2 separate regions of the Mus musculus genome follow, and region 2 is linked to region 1. A link is a loop called in an ENCODE intact Hi-C map of the cell type or tissue named here. Cell type or tissue: left cerebral cortex. All regions are shown on one strand. Each heading gives the region's core, and the rest is flanking DNA. Links, peaks and the distances in the headings are about the cores only. Region 1 has its middle 79 kb from the start of Bdnf. Region 2 has its middle 71 kb from the start of Gm39905.

The links. Hi-C counts contacts between places; a loop is a spot of excess contacts. Peaks named below come from ENCODE experiments on the same cell type or tissue, not always from the same donor. Only the 100,000 strongest peaks of a DNase experiment are listed, where the experiment ranks them.
Region 2: it touches region 1 in a loop (2.8-fold over the local background); 2 of 42 quality-filtered maps call a loop at or near these places.

The regions. Positions count from the first base shown.
Region 1 is chr2:109,612,843-109,615,761 of GRCm38, reverse strand. No RefSeq gene overlaps it. Among named protein-coding and RNA genes, the nearest start is that of Bdnf, 79 kb to the left of the region's middle. In left cerebral cortex, for the core only: no CTCF peak of the experiment used is centred there; DNase peaks (open chromatin) are centred at 1,120 and 1,314.
Region 2 is chr2:108,808,999-108,811,917 of GRCm38, reverse strand. No RefSeq gene overlaps it. Among named protein-coding and RNA genes, the nearest start is that of Gm39905, 71 kb to the left of the region's middle. In left cerebral cortex, for the core only: no CTCF peak of the experiment used is centred there; a DNase peak (open chromatin) is centred at 1,159.

The DNA of each region.
Region 1 (2,919 bases), core at 265-2,764:
TCTTTGCCAATTATTGGTCACTGAACAGGTCAAACTCCAAAGCATGTCTTTTAAAAATGCTTGTTTCTGTTAAGTAAACATTTTAATTAAGCTTTTGAGAATTTCATACAATGTACTTTGATTATGTACACCCCTAACTCCTCTCCTTAACTCCTCCCAGATCCACTTGGAACACCCTACATTCCCCAAATTTGTACCATCTTTTGTTTTTAATTAATACTCATAAGCTCCAATTTCATATATTTCTGTTCATATACTTCTGGGTATGGGTATCATCCACTGGAGTGTGTGTGACCTACCAGAAACAACACACTCAAAGAAAACCAAACTTCTCACAAGCCACTAACTGTTCATAGCTCTTCACAAAGCTCTTTCCCCTTTAGGCTGGAATGCCGCCTTACTTGATCTGTGCAGGGCTTGTGTAGGCAACCGTAGTTGCTATGAGTTCATGCGAGCAGCGTTCCTGCCATGTTCAGAAGCCACAGTTTTGCTCTGGTCCTTCCAAACCTCTAGCTCTTTGAAATATTTCTGCTACCTCTTCTGTGATGATTCCTGAGCAAGGGAAGGTGTGAGATCCAGATGCCTCACTTGTGGCTGAGCACTCCACAGACACCGTTTCTCTGCACTTGGACCAGTTGAGAGTTCCCTCTGCCCACCACACAAGCACATTTCTCTGATAAAGCCAGAGAGCTGCACTGAACCCATTGCAGGACTGGTCTCCATGCTAGGTCTTTCCTGCACACGGGGCTTTTCATATCTTCTCCTGAAGTCTCATGAAGACAAAGAAAGTGACTGTGCATCTTTCAGGAATGAGAGGTATAGACTGTGCATTCTTCAGGAATGAGAGGTATAGACCATGCAGCAGCTGCCTGCTATCTCGGAAATTCCTCATCACTCTGAGCTTTAAAAATGGCAGTAGATTTTTCTTTCTACTCAGTAAAGCTCTCTGTTTGGCTTAATATAAAAATAGGTTGTAAGTGATTTGCCATTGAGTAAAACAGAAACACTGGGAACATGCCCTGTGTTTATGCCATGGCCTCCCATACTCCTAAGTATACTGCCAAATACTCCTTGGAATTTGCCAGCCTAATCTGAAAAGTGTAGCCATATATTATCTCTACTACTTACAACATCCAGGCAAGGGAAGCATATTTTGGCACAGTCCTTCAAAAAATAGGCACAGAAACTACTTGCCCAAATTTTCAAAGAATAACTTGAATCAAAACCTTCCCAGACATTTCCCAGTAAATTCTGGACTACCTTCTAAGATGATGTGAGGGAGTGTGTGTCTGAGACTCCAATGTCAATCTTCTGCAGAGCAGAGGATTTCGTTTCTGAACCTTTCTGAGCCAGCTTCATTCACGAATGCAAACAGTTTCTGTTAACTCAGCTCAAGCTCATGTGTGGCACGACTAGCGACTTTGCTGCCTGGAAGCATCTTCCAGGACCTGGTACAGGAAGGACTTCCTGCCATGAGAAAAATCAATGTTTGAATCCTCAAGCTAAACTCTCTCCCTGCTGGCCTCTCATGGCAATGTTCAGAGTCCGATCTGAATTTGGTGAGCAAAGCTGGTTCTTTATTTTTATGATGCGTACTATTATCTCTATATTGCAATGAGTTCCCTATACGTCATCGTTTATGACAGAGCTACTAGGTAATACTGTTACTGAAATACAATGAAAGATGTGTGTGTGTTCAAGTTTAAATTACTTTTTTGTAGCTAGATGGCATTAAGATGAACCATTCATCCTTTTCAGTACAACCAGTGAACGTGTGTTTAGGGTGGATCTGAGCCTAGAGGATGTCAGAGGATGGGAGGTTATAGAAATCCAGCCTCTGAGTGCTTGTCTATATTTTATTTGAAGAACCACAGAGAGAAATGTTGCTGTCCCTGAAAGTCTGCATGGTGTTTTTGGTCCACTGTAGATCTTCAAGTCTTTAGTGCCTTTCTGGAGGCTGCCCCTGAAGTTTCACTTTCCCATTTCTGAGTCCTTCCCTTAGGGTCAGCACAGTTCTGAATACCTATCAGCGTGCTATGATCACTGCTCCCATCCTGCCAGCAAAGGCAGAGCTAGTGGAATGGAGAACATAATCTCTGGGCAGAAGTAAGTAATGGCAAGCAAGGAAAAAACAAAAGGAAAAACAAACAAACAATAACAACAAAACCAGATGAAGCAGGGAGAGGAGGAGAGCCCACACTGCCTGCTTGGTTATTAGCTAAAACAGGCAAAGACAGCTGGTTTCAAAGTAACCACAAAGATAAAAATAGGACTTGATTTTCCTGCTTTTACCCTGAACTCCAGAAAAGTGAAAGTGCTTGGGAGCAAGGATCAAGTCCATTTGTTGATATGGAGAAAATTGTATAGAAACATTTTCTGTCTCTATAGAGAATGCTTAGATACAAAGAAAATAGGCTTGTTGGCATCTTGGGCAATGCACTTTTTATAACCATGGGCACAGCCATGGAAGCTCCCCCCTAACAACCAAGGAAATCCTGGAACGGAATCATCCTTGATGCTGGTTGTTAACTGTTCTCATAGGTCAGACACTAGAACACATGCAGGACAACACTGTAGGCTTGCCCTTTCTGCTGCTTTCATTGGTGGCAGCACGAAGCCCAGGGAGGAGCCCCTTGACTCTCTGTACCCCTTGGCAATGCACTGGCAACCCAGCTATACTGGGTTACCTTGGTGACTGGCCATGACCTAAGGCTTTCTACACTTTCACTGGTCTGATTGTGTTCCCTGCTGACTGAGAGTTCTAAAGAGTGAACTCAGGGAAAGGGCTTCTAGTGGAGAAATAGGATCAAGTCATGGTTTATCATTATGCTAAACTTGATGGCTTCAAGTCCACAGCACCCATGCAGTTGTAGACTTATCTACTTTTGGCAAGTAAGCTACTCTTCCTAGTTTTCCACT
Region 2 (2,919 bases), core at 192-2,691, 800 kb after region 1:
AAGTTACTGTCAGTTTTTGTAATTCTGACTGTCACATTATTTAAAATCAAAACCTAATTTTCTCCATTTCATATCCAAATATTTTCCAGACCTTAGTCATTGTGTCAAACACCTACCACTCATATGACACACTCTTAAAATAGAATTCTACGTATAATGGAGGATTTTTTTTTTTTTTTAGGATGTACGTCCCTGAGGTCAGTAAGATAATTTATTTTTTGGGATAATCCAATCCTAACTATGCCAGACCACACTTATCATTCTGTTCAGAGATGACCAAGAGCAAGTCTTTTGAATTTCTTTGGAAAGTTTAATATGAAATATAGAATTTATAAGTCCCTTCCTTTTTCATTTAATATGAGAATACTTGAGGGTGTCCTACGAAAATGTAAAAATTATAATACAATCATGCTCTATAGAGTAAATTACTCAATTTGGTGTGGAAGTGCACTCTTGTGTTCCCAGAATTTGGATGGAAAAGACAGGAGGATGGAGAATTGTTGCAAATTAATTTAGAATGTTTTTAGCAGTTAATTCCAGGGCCTGGGCAACATAAGATTAAACACTCTCCAACAAGACAAAACAATCCACCAATACTCCTCTCCAAACTTAGACTTTTGAAATGATGAAGCTCTTCAAGTAGAAAGGAACTTTACTTCCCCCTCTGGTAAATTTGGAGAATACTTTGATATGTACTTTACAGTGTCAGAGTATGACTTTGCAGTTGTTTGCACCAATTCTTGGGAAGATGCTTATTCTCTTGCTTATATTTCTTGGATTGTCAGGATCATACTTTGAAAAATTGTTCTTGGGGTCATTTTTTTCTCTTCTGAACTTTTCTCACCCTGTTGACCAAAGTTGTTGATAAATAATTTCCATTTGGCTCCAAACCAAATCTTCCTTATTTAATAAGAAAATAATATTCATTGTTGGTATTTAATTAGAGATGATAAAGGAACAAGTAGCAGAAAGGATCTAAGACTTCCACCAGGAAAACTGGATCTGAGTGATGACTACTCCTTATTACATAGTCCATCTTCATCTGTTACTTCAAAATTCTCAGCCTTCTTTCTTTGTTCCTAAAAGAAATTGGATGCAGGAAACTGCCTCACAGAGTTATGATAAAAATGGATCTGCCATATGAAGCAGCTATTTCATCACTCGGGTATACATCTAAAGAAATGAAACCAGCAGAGTGAACAAGATGCATGGCCATATATAACTGCAGCATCGACATAGCTCCTAAGAGATGGACCCAACCCAGGTGGCCATAAATGATGAACTGATAAAGAACATTTTGTACCTCTATATAACATAATATTACTCAGTCATAGAGAAGAATGAAATGCTATCTCAAAATACATTAAAATACAGACGAGAAACATTATGTTAAATGAAATAAGCCAGACACAGAAAACCAAGGACTGCATGCTTTCCCTCAGACCTGAAAGCAGCAAGCATCAGACGTGACTGTTGAGGAGTAGGTATGGCGAAAGTTGTGTGGGACGAATAAAGGAGGCTGAGTTCGACCAGTGCATACTTTATATATGTTGTGAAAATGTCAGTGGCTGCCACTAGTATGATCAATTAAAACATTTTAACTAAAAATTATATAAAACAAGACTGAGATAGGTTAGTCAGTAAAGCATGGTTCTAAGAGCACAAGGTCAAAATAAAACAAAACAAAACAGCACAATGATATGTGCTCACAATCACAACAATGAGAAGGCAGCAACAGCTCGGGTCTCTCTAACCAGGCACTGCAGCTTTCTTGGTGAGTTTTGGGTGAATTGAGATAACCTGTCTTAAAAAAAGAAGAAGAAGAAGAAGAAGAAGAAGAAGAAGAAGAAGAAGAAGAAGAAGAAGAAGAAGAAGAAGAAGAAGAAGAAGAAGAAGAAGAAGAAGAAGAAGAAGAAAACAAATAAAAACCCTTAAAACAACAACAAAAACAGTGGATAGTGCTGCAGAAATGGCCTCTGAGATTGTACTCTGGCTTCTATTCACGTACGCACAAATGAACATATACACCCACACAACCATGTGTACTTGCACATACATGAACATGTATACAGAACCTGCACATACAACTGCAAGAAGTAGAAAATGCAATATTAAACATTTTAACATGATAGTGCTAAAATGCTTGATGAACTGAAAACCTGATCTGCACGTTGGTTCGATTTGTCCTTATTTGGTGATGTAGACTGTTTACACTATTGAGAATTACTAGGGCATCTGATCATAAATTTAGCATCAGCCAAATGCTCTTCTAAGACAGCTGACATTTAGAAAACAATGAAACTGCATCACTGTGGTAAGGCAAGCAAAGTGTTAGAATGATATTTATTTAGATTATTCCATAGAATTCCCTGTGTGGCTTTTAGTTCTTAATATTTTCTGGTTTTGTAGAGATTTAGTGTGTATTTTATTAGATATTTTCTTTATTTACATTTCAAATGTTATCCCTTTCTTAGTTTCCCCTCCAAAAACCCCTATCCCCTCCCCCCTTCCCCTGCTCCCCAACCCACTCCCATTACAAGTCCTGGTCTTCCCCTATACTGGGGCATAGAACCTTCACAGGACCTAGGGCCTCTCCTCCCATTGATGACCAACTAGGTCATGCTCAGCTACATATACAGCTAGAGCCACATGCCCCACCATGTGTTTTCTTTGATTGGTGGTTTAGTTCCAAGGAGCTCTGGGGGTACTGGTTGGTTCATATTGATGTTTCTCCTAAGGGGCTTCAGACCCCTTTAGCTCCTTGGGTACTTTTTCCAGCTCTTTCACTGGAGACCTTGTGCTCTATCTAATGGATGATTGTGAGTATCCACTTCTGTATTTGACAGGCACTGGCAAAGGCCCTCAGGAGGCAGCTATATCAGGCTCCTGTCAGCAGGATCTTGTTGGCCTCTGCCATGG